Regions from separate parts of the Homo sapiens genome. Here region 1 is linked to region 2. A link is an interaction called in ENCODE POLR2A ChIA-PET data of the cell type or tissue named here. Cell type or tissue: endothelial cell of umbilical vein. All regions are shown on one strand. Each heading gives the region's core, and the rest is flanking DNA. Links, peaks and the distances in the headings are about the cores only. Region 1 overlaps FRMD5 (FERM domain containing 5). Region 2 overlaps FRMD5 (FERM domain containing 5).

The links. ChIA-PET counts read pairs that join two places held together with the same protein. Peaks named below come from ENCODE experiments on the same cell type or tissue, not always from the same donor. Only the 100,000 strongest peaks of a DNase experiment are listed, where the experiment ranks them.
Region 1: POLR2A ChIA-PET joins it to region 2 with 5 read pairs; 3 of 35 experiments call an interaction of 5 or more read pairs at or near these places.

Annotation. Positions count from the first base shown.
Region 1 is chr15:44,032,678-44,038,060 of GRCh38, forward strand. The region is part of intron 1 of FRMD5 (FERM domain containing 5); the gene reads right to left. Among named protein-coding and RNA genes, the nearest start is that of FRMD5, 160 kb to the right of the region's middle. In endothelial cell of umbilical vein, for the core only: no CTCF peak of the experiment used is centred there; DNase peaks (open chromatin) are centred at 1,424 and 2,794; H3K27ac peaks cover 2,421 bases.
Region 2 is chr15:43,936,320-43,941,702 of GRCh38, forward strand. The region is part of intron 1 of FRMD5 (FERM domain containing 5); the gene reads right to left. Among named protein-coding and RNA genes, the nearest start is that of WDR76, 110 kb to the left of the region's middle. In endothelial cell of umbilical vein, for the core only: a CTCF peak has its summit at 2,961; a DNase peak (open chromatin) is centred at 2,972.

The sequences.
Region 1 (5,383 bases), core at 293-5,292, 96 kb after region 2:
CTATTATTAAAAAGTCAAAATATAACAGATACTTGTGAGGTTGTGGAGAAAAGGGAACACTTATACACTGTTGGTGGGAGTGTAAATTAGTTCAACCATTGTGGAAAGCAGTATGGCAATTCCTCGCTACAAAGAGCTCAACAGCAGAGCTACCATTGGACCCAGCAATCCCATTACTGGGTATATACCCAGAGGAAGATAAATCATTTTGCCATAAAGACACATGCATGTGGATGTTTACTGCAGCATTATTCACAACAGCAGAGACAAGGAATCAACCTAAATGCCCATCAATGACAGATTGCATAAAGAAAATATGGTACATATACACCATGGAATACTATGCAGCCATAAAAAAGAACAAGGTCATGTCTTTTGCAGGAACATGGATGGAGCTGGAGGCTATTATTCTTAGAAAAATAACACAGTTACAGAAAACCAAATACCACATGTTCTTACTTATAAGTGGTAGCTAAATGATAAAATATAATTTTGCTAATTATAGCTAAATTATAAGAACCTATAAACACAAGAAGGAAATAACAGACACTGGGTCTACTTGAAGGGGGAGGATGCGAGGAGAGAAAGGAGCAGAAAAGATAACTATTGGATACTGGGCTTAATATCTGGGTGATGAAATAATATCTACAACAAACCCCTGTAACACATGTTTACATATGTAAAAAACCTTCACATGTGCCTCCAAACCTAAAAGTTAAAAAAAAAATAAAGTTTTTCAAACTGATAAGAGGCAAATTCTCTTTTAAGAGGCATTTCAATAAATATCCCAAATAATAGTTTTTGTTCAAGTCTCTTTTTTGATATAGCATAAATGAACTTAATATTTTCATATATAATTTTCATTGTGTATATTCACTTGAAGCTTTCATTTATTCCATTGTTTACACTTGCTTTGTAAGATTTTTGTACAGAGAATTACACCAGTAAACAATTCTAATATTTCGAAAATGGTTTTAGTTCTGAGCTAATTTCAAAAACGGGAAGAGAAAAGGCAGTAGAATATAATGATTAAAATCATGGGCATAAACATCAAACTCCTTGAGTTCAAATTCTGATTCTGAAACTTAGTAACTGGGTGAGTTGGGGTAAGTTGTTTGAACTCTCTTAGGCTAGCTTCCTCTACAACATGAGTGAAAACGGTTTGTCCCTAAGATTCGTAAGAATTAAATAAGATCATTTATGTTTGAGGCTTGGCATACTGTCTGGTATTTATTAAGTGTTCAATAAAAGGTGATTAGGATTCGCTCTTATTTATTTGATCTAGAGTATAAATTTTCCCATGAAGCATTTATACAGGAAAACACAATAGGCCACAGACAAGGCATCTCTGATATTGGTCATCAGAAAGACTCCAGGAGTCTGCCCAGTCACATGGGGTTCTGGAATTTAGCCAGGCTGCTGAGTGGAAACTGTTACTCTTGTTTCCTTGGCAATAGTCTGGGCATGAGAAAGATCTCAATTTTTGATAATCAAAAGTCAATGAAAAATATGCTCCTTAGGCAGGTGTCTAATTGAATGTTGTCTACTTGAAAAGTACAGTGATACAATTCACCATAACAGGGTCTTAAAAGTTTACTAATCACACAGGAATGATTACTGTTCATTCAACCTCCTTTTTCAGCAATTTATTTTTTCAGGTTTTCTAGTTAGAATTATTTGACTACCTACTTATATGGTCTGTTACCCTGACCAAGTAATACCCATGTGTTGTCTTTAAAGGTTCACTTGGTCTACACTTGGGTTCACGGACTTCTAAATGCTGGGAAACAAAGTTACATTCCTCTCACTTGCCACCTGCATTAGTTTCTGCTTCTGCATCAGTAAATTTTGCAATAAAAGATTATTGTGAAATAAGCACATATTCCCTTTCATACTCCTTTGGGAGTTAATGGGGTTATGTGCCCATCTATCTTAGGAAAATATTTCCCCCTTACTTAGCACTGTCTGGAGCAGGAAGACGTAAGGCTTGTCTAAGTCTGTGCCCCAACCTCCAAGTTGCATCCTCAGCAACTTCAGCTAATTTTAGATTTAGCTCTTTTTCCAGGCTTTGGGCAGTCTGAAACTTGGGAGCTGAGGGGGGAAGAGAAGAGTTAAGAAGCCCTAGTCAAACACCGATGAGTTCTACATGAGGCTCATTCTAGCCCTAACCTAACAACTGGGTGCTTCTAACTATTTTCCCTCTACCCAGGTTAGAGATCTCTCCAACCTGTCCACTTGTATATCCAATCCCTTCTTTTTGATACCTCAGTCCCTAAAGCTGGTTCCCTGAAACAGTGAATGTTCCTTGCTCCCCATTTCCACTGGCCTATCAGAACACTTAATTCTTGTTAGAATTCTGCTGTTTTCACTTTCTATATTTGCTTAAGACCTGGTACTATATTTAAAATTTCTGATGTAGCATATGCAGCAGTTTCCAGACTTCAGTCCAAACCCCAAAGAGCCTGCAATCATGGTGTCACAGGTGACTCTTCCGGGGCTAAGTCACAAGATATGGTTCCATACCCAAAAAACACTCTACATAACCAGTGGTTTTAAAATTTTTCTTGTCTTGCCATGCCATGCTGACAAAAGGCCATAAAGACCTTAAGGAATATACAATTGCTAGCAATTAAATCAACCTTGAACAGGTTGTATACCACTTAGGTCTGGTCTGAGCTCAAGTTTTGAACATTTACACATCTAGAACATTCTCCTAAGTGTTACTCTGGTGGTGTAAAGAAGCAACACGTCAGACTTTGCCTGTGCCTGACTGGCTGTGAGTCAAACACACAGTATCCTGGATGACTGCTATTTTGGCATTTGCTAGAATGTCTTTTGCCAAATTCCTCCAGCATTCATTTGAAGGCATCAAAATCCGTTTTACCTCCCAAAGAGTATTTGATTTTTCTTGGCCAAAAAATGCCTGTTATGATGTACTTATTAATGTTGCTAGGGTAAAACAGAAGTAATAAAATTTGGAGACCCTTTTGGATCTGTCAGGGATGTGCCATTATGCAAATGTTTCTTATTAGAGGTTGGTACCTGACTATTTTTTCTTTGGACCAACTGCCACCTGAGCAGTGTTGATCCCATTTTTTAAAAATCTATGTTTTATATTTTATGTTTATATATCATAAAACTTGAGTAGCCCCATGCTACTTTGAGGCATTTAAGAAGGTGACATCAGGTACTTTGTATTCATCAGCTGGGAGGTTTTTATTTTGTCCTGAAGCCAACTAACTAGAATGACTAAAAAATGTTATACATGTGCTCCTGACAGATCTTCCTCGTAGTAAACTCTCTCTGAAGGCACTGCTTGGATGAACTAAGTGAGAAATGTATGCTGACCTAAGAGAAGCCTCTGGCCAGAGAAACTGCGTCATATGTCACAAAAATTAAAGGAACAAATCCTAACGCAGCATTGCCCATAATATGTACTGAGAGGGCACTTGTCAACAGGATCAAAACAAGACCAGAAATGCCTACTCCAAACTCTGTGGTTTGTTTCAGACATAACAACCCTTAAGCTAGTGTCAGAGGATAAGGGCACATTTCTCCTGACCAAGGTTGAACTTCTCTCAAGTTTTTTCTTTTTTCAATCTCTTCCAGAACTAAGTTCCTTCAATTAGTCCCTCTTCACCCTCACGCACCTGCTCAACATTCTCTTATCTTCAAATTAAAAAAAAAAAACCCTCCTGGGTCCCTTCTAATTACTATTTCTGACTCTGTCTTTGAAAATAGAGGAGAGAAGTTGTTTAGAGAGTATAGGCACCGGCAGCTGGGCCCTTGCAGCCGATTGGGCTCAAATTCTCATACTGCTATTTGCATGGCTGTGTGATTGCACAAGTTACTTAACCCTTCTGCACCACAATTTCCTCATCAATAAAATGGAGCTGAAAATTGTAGTTGATCATAGTTATTAAGAGGATTAAATAAAATCGTATGTGTCAAGCACTTAGAACAAAAATCAAACTGAGTTTTACATATTCTTGAACTCACTAGCTTGTAGATTCTCTTGGATTTTTCTAATACAAAATAGTATATCATCTGTAAGTAATGACACTTGTTTCTTTCTAATCCTTATACTTTTTTGTTTTGTGCATCGGCCTTCAGTACAGTGGTAAAGAAGCAGTGCTGGTGAGCATCCTGATCATATTCCTGACTCTGCCACTTCTTTTGGATCTTCTTCCCTACTTGGTCACTAAAAGGTTCTGGTAAAGGACTCTAATGAAATTCTTGTTGTTAAATCCAACAGGTACTTTTCAATCATTATTTTGCCTGACTGTTAGGCAGCACTCAACATTACAACTACAGTTTTTTTTTTAATACTTTAAGTTCTGGGATACATGTGCAGAATGTGCATGTTTGTTACATAGGTATGCATGTGCCACGGTGGTTTGCTCTACCCATCAGCCTGTCAACTACATTAGGTATTTCTCCTAATGCTATCCCTCCCCTAGCTCCCCCAACCCCCGACAGGCCCTGGTGTGTGATATTTCCCTCCCTGTATTCATGTGTTCTCATTGTTCACCTCCCACTTATGAGTGAGAACATACGGTGTTTGGTTTTCTGTTCCTGTGATAGTTTGCTTAGAATGATGGTTTCCAGCTTCATCCATATCCCTGCAAAGGACATGAACTCATCCTTTTTTATGGCTGCCTAGTATTCCATGGTATATATGTGCCACATTTGCTTTATCCAGTCTATCATTGATGGGCATTTGAGTTGGTTCCAAGTCTTTGCTATGGTGAATAATGCCTCAATACACATACGTGTACATGTGTCTTTTCTCTTTTTTTTTTTTTTTTTGATATGGAGTCTTGCTCTGTCGCCAGGCTGGAGTGCAGTGGCGCAATCTCAGCTCACTGCAACCTCTGCCTCCCAGGTTCGAGCAATTCTCCTGCCTCAGCCTCCCAAGTAGCTGGGACTACAGGTGCATGCCGCCACACCCAGCTTTTTTTTTTTTTTATAGTTTTAGTAGAGTTGGGGTTTCACCATGTTGACCAGGAAATGGTCTTGATCTCTTGACCTCATGATCCACCTGCCTCGGCCTCCTAAAGTGTTGGGATTACAGGTGTGAGCCACTGTGCCCAGCAACATGTGTCTATAGTAGAATGATTTATAATCCTTTGGTTATATACCTATTAATGGGATTGGTGGTCAAATGGTATTTCTGGTTCTAGATCCTTGAGGAATCACCACACTGTCTTCCACAATGGTTGAACTAATTTACACTCCCACCAACAAAAGCATTCCTATTTCTCCACATCTTCTCCAGCATCTGTTGTTTCCTGGCTTTTTAGTGATTGCCATTCTAACTGGTGTGAGATGTTATCTCATTGAGGTTTTGATTTGCATTTCTCTAATGACCAGTGATGATGAG
Region 2 (5,383 bases), core at 291-5,290:
TAGCTGGAATCACAGGCATGCGCCACCACACCCAGTTAATTTTTAAAGTTTCTGAAGAGGGGGGTCTCCCTATGTTGCCCAGGCTGGTCTTGAACTCCTGGGCTCAAGGGGTCCTTCTGCCTTGGCCTCCCAATGTGCTGGGATTACAGCCATGAGCCACCACGCCCGGCCAAGAAGTATTTGTTGATTAATTACTAAATGACTATGACCAGGCTAATTACCTGATGAGCTCCTCCTTCCTGAGTCTTCAACTCCTAATACCCAGTGAGATCAGTGTAGGAAAGAACAGAGGATCAAACTGGGGTAAGGGTATTCCTGGAGATGGTATCCCTGTCCAAATCAGAGTCTAGCTTAACTCTAGACATTCACTTCAGAATCGGTCTGCTGGGTTCTGCCTTTTATCTAGTTTGCTGATTCTAACTACATAGGCTGTACTTGGGAAGGGAGGGAAGGGGAAGAAGCTGACTGAGACAAGGGGGTCCCAGCCTCAACTCCAGAAAGATGCCGACAGTACAGCCCGGTTCTAAAGTAACTTCTTATACAACCAACACAGTAAAGGCAAGTAAAATGGCTTTGCTTCCAGGAAGATCGCTAACTGGGTCCTTGCCATTGGAAAGGGAATTAAAAGCTCAATGCTGGAAAAAACTAATAATTACATTTGCTTAATTATATTGATGTGAACCTCATAGCCAAGTTATTTTTAGGAAATTGATGCTAAAAAATACTGCCATGCTCTTGGGGTCATGTGGAGCAGGATTTAGGATGTTTTTAACTTTTGGAAATTATCAAATGCCTTTCTATAGGAAAGTGTTACATTTCTAAGATTTTTCTCTTTACAGTTTTTCTGATGCTTTGCCTGTCTTTCTAAAATACATCCTGACACCTAGACAAAATGGCATAGGATCATTGGGCTTCAGATCAATGGGTGATAAATGATAACATAGAATTGGCTGCCAGCCTTATCATTTGTCACAGGTCAGATTCCTTAGAAAATAAACTCCGGGACAGAGTTTAGCATGAAGGATGTTTATTAAGAAGTGCTCTTCGGCCAGGCGTGGAGGCTCATGCCTGTAATCCCAGCACTTTGGGAGGTGGATCACTTGAAGCCGGGAGTTCAAGACCAGCCTGGCTAACATGGCAAAACCCTGTCTCTACTAAAAATAAAGAAATTAGCTGGGCGTGATGGTACGTGCCTGTAATTCCAGCTACTAGGGAGGCTGAGGCAGGAGAATCGCTTGAACTTGGGAGGCTGAGGTTGCAGTGAGCCAAGATCGCGCCACTGCACTCTGCACTCCAGCCTGGGTGACAGAGTGAGACACTGTCTCAAAAAAAAAAAAAAAAAAAGTGCTCCTGGGAACAACATCCATGGAAAAGAGGGGGAGAAAGCTGGAGTGAGCAGAGGGAGAAGCTGAGCTGCCACGTGGGCCTAGTGTTGACTTGGTTGGACCATGGGGAGATCTGGAGCCAGAGGGGCCCTTTAGAGTTGTTTCAAGTTTAGCCAAGATAGCCAAGTCTTTTATAAGCTTGTCTCAAGCGGTAACTGAATGTTGACCACTGCCAACAGGACCCCTAGTGGGGACCTGGGTGGAGTATTAGCCTCCATCACACCACTCTTGACAGAAACCCCAAATCATAACTACCATTTCTTAAGAGCCTACCATGTGCAGGCTGGGAGCGGTGGCTCATACCTGTAATCCCAGCACTTTGGGAGGCCATCCTGGCTAACACGGTGAAACTCTGTCTCTACTAAAAACACAAAAAATTAGCCGGGTGCGGTGGCGGGCGCTTGTAGTCCCAGCTACTCGGGAGGCTGAGGCAGGAGAATGGTGTCAACCCAGAAGGCAGAGCTTGCAGTGAGCCGAGATCGCGCCACTGGCAATCTGGCCTGGGCGAAAGAGCGAGACTCCGTCTCAAAAAAAAAAAAAAAAAAAAGCCTACCATGTGCAAAGCATTCTACAAACATTATCTCTAATGCTAACAACAATCTCACAAGGAAAGTTTCTATTAACCCCATTTTATAAAGAGAAACAAAGGCTCAGTGAGGTTAAATGACATGCCTAAGACAACACAACTAGTATATGGGACTCAAATCCACGCTGCCTTGCTCCAAAGCTCACATTCTTTCCAAACGCTAGACTCTTATTTTTTGATTTTCTCATATAGCTGCTGCAGAAGCAACCTACAGCTCCATCCTTCTATGCAGCTTTGGGTTGCCTTTATAGTCCTCTGACTATATTTATAAATTGGTAGCTATGCACATATATACAGCCCATTGCTTGAATTCTTTTCTGAACTCTTTGGATTCCTTAGACCTGGGCACTATTGGCCTGCTTCAACCAGAACACCACTCCTGTTGAAAACAGTATAGAGGCTGGGCTTCTCCAAGAAGGTACACAAAGAGGGAAAGCCTCAAAATTTAACAGAAACCAGTAACTTAGCCAACAATATTTGAAGATTATGAAGCAAAAAATGAGCAGCATTTAAAGCCAGATTTCTTTTTAGATTTTTTTTTCTTAATGACACCATGCTCATCCTTAATAGATTAATTAATTTATTTTTGGAGACAGAGTCTCACCCTGTCACCCAGGCTGGAGTGCAGTGGCACGATCTTGACTCAGTGCAACCTCCGCCTCCTAGGTTGAAGGAATTCTCCAACCTCAGCCTCCCGAGTAGCTGGGATTACAAGCATGCACCACCACATCCGGCTAATTTTTTTTTTTTTTGTATTTTTAGTAGAGATGGAGTTTCCCCATGTTGGCCTGGCAGGTCTCGAACCCCTGACCTCAGGTGATCCGCCTGCCTCGGCCTCCCAAAGTGCTAGGATTACAGGTGTGTGAGCCACTGTGCCCAGCCAATAGATTTATTTTTTGATCAGAACATTTCTGAATTTCTATATCCTGGAGATTAAATATCAGTGGATAACCAATCCCAAATCCCCCAGATGGGGGAGCTGATGAGGCAGGTGCCAGGGATAACATGAAAGGTTATATACAACCTCTCTATATTCCCCAAAGGCTGTTATTAATCTTGTTCTTCCTTTCCACACTCCAGATCTCCCTAATCTTCAGCATGACATGCATGTGCCAAAAGAAGTCATCAGTTCAAGACAAGAAAAGCTGCTGCCTCAGTAAAAAGATGCACCATTGACAAGTTCATTTGGCTCTGTGGGTTTTTCTCCCCAGGTAGAGTGTCTTATAGTTGTTCTCTGGGGTGCTCTTTTTTATTAATTAATGTATATATTTATTTTTATCTTTTTGAGATAGGTTCTCACTCTGTCACCCAGGCTGGAGTGTCGTGGCACAATCATGGCTCCCTGTAGCCTTGAACTCCTGAGCTCAATTGATCCTCCTACCTCAGCCCCCTGGGTAGCTGTGACTACAGGTATGTGCCAACAGGCCCAGCTAATGTTGGTTTGTTTTTTTGTAGAGACGGGTTTTCAGCATGTTGCCTAGGCTGGTCTCAAACTCCTGGGCGCAAGTGATCCACTTACCTCAGCCTCCCAAAGTGCTGGGATTACAGGTGTGAGCCACTGTGCCAGGCTGGGGTGCTCTTTTTCATTTGTCAGAGATGCTTAGAAAAGCACCAGGCGCGGTGGCTCATGTGCTCCCAGCGCTTTGGGAGGCAAGGCAGGCGGATCACCTTAGGTCAGGAGTTTGGGACCAGCCTGGCCAACAGGGTGAAACCCTGTGTCTACTAAAAATACAAAAATTAGCCAGGCTTGGTAGCGGGTGCCTGTAATCCCAGCCACCTGTGGGGCTGCGGAGAGACAATCACTTGAACCTGGGAGGCAGAGGTTGCGGTGAACCCAGATGGAGCCACTGCACTCCGGAGCCTGGGCGACAGGGCAAAACTCTGTCTCAAAACAAACAACAACAACGACAAAAGATGCTTTAAAAAGTGCGTGGCATCAGACTGTGCAAGATGCAGTCAATGAACAGTTTCTGGGGCAGCCTCCTCAGTGCATTCAAGTCATCCCTGCACTCCAAGAAAGTAATGGGGCCCTATTTCTTGTGCCCATTCTTCCCGCCCAGGGAGACTCTAGAGATGAGAAATGATAGAATGATTCCCTTGACTATCCATTAATTAGAAAGTGAACCTTATTTTTGGGAAGGGGAGATTATCTCCCAAATTACAATGGGATGATAGCTGTTATAAGAGAGGTATGTACAAGGTACAGGGGTAGTTTGGTGGGAGTGAGACCATCATGTCTAGAGCATGTTCTAGGAATTTCAAATAACTGCCTTGGTACAAGGACGTCGGTTGCAGATCAATATGGAGAGGTAAACAAATGCCACATGGTGAAGGGCTGTGTATACCATGCTAAGAACTAGTCGGGAAATCACTGTAACAATACAGGTGAGCTATAATAGGCAATAAGATAAGGGCAGTGAGGATAAAAATTAAATCAATATTTAGGTGGCAGAATAAATAGTATTTAAGTGACCAATTTGAAGAGGGGCGTGAATGAGAATTAGGAATGGAGGATAATTAGCAAGGAGGCTGGGAGAACAGGTTGAAAAGCTATCTTTAAATCGAGTATTATCACAATGACTTTGGTGAATGGGTCATTAATATTTTCAGGGCTCTGACTACTGAATTAATTAAGGAAATAATTAAGATTTCTTAGATCAGCCATTGCATTGATTTCTTTTTAGAGCACACTGTTTTGGCAAACCCTATGTTTTAAAAAAATGTTTGTTAGAATACATTATCTTCTTGTAGGTACCAAGGTTGAAGTCAATTATCAAAGCATAGAAATCATGTTTGGGCCAGGCAGAGTGGCTTACACCTGTAATCTCAGCACTTTGGGAGGCCAAGAAGCGGATTGCTTGAGCCCAGCAGTTGGAGACCAGCCTGAGCAACATGGTGAAACCCCATCTCTACAAAAAATACAAAAAATTAGCCAGGTGTGGTAACGTGTGCCTGTAGTCCCAGCTACCCAGGAGGCTGAGGTGGGAGGATCGCTGTGTTGCCCACGTTGGGGTGTAGTGACTGATCATAGCTTACTGCAGCCACAAACTCCTGGGCTTATGTGATCCTGCCACCCAGCCTCTTGAGTAGCTAGCACTACAGGTGGGTGTGTGCCACCATGCCTGGCTACTTGTACATTTCTTTAAAGCAAGTTTTAGATGCTCTTTTCTGAGCTTCCATAGCATTCTGGACATAACCCTGTCAATATGTTGTATCTGCTTCTCAATATGTTGTAATTATCTGTAAGTTATCATGGAGAGCTGGGTGGGTGGAATAGGGACTTTGTCTTACTCCTTCTGGTATGCCCACTTCTTGAAATATGGTGGGCACTTAAAAAATAAATCTTGACAGCATAAAAGCTGCAAAAATAAAAGTAGTAAATTATGTCTAGCAAATACCATTCTAAGTGCTT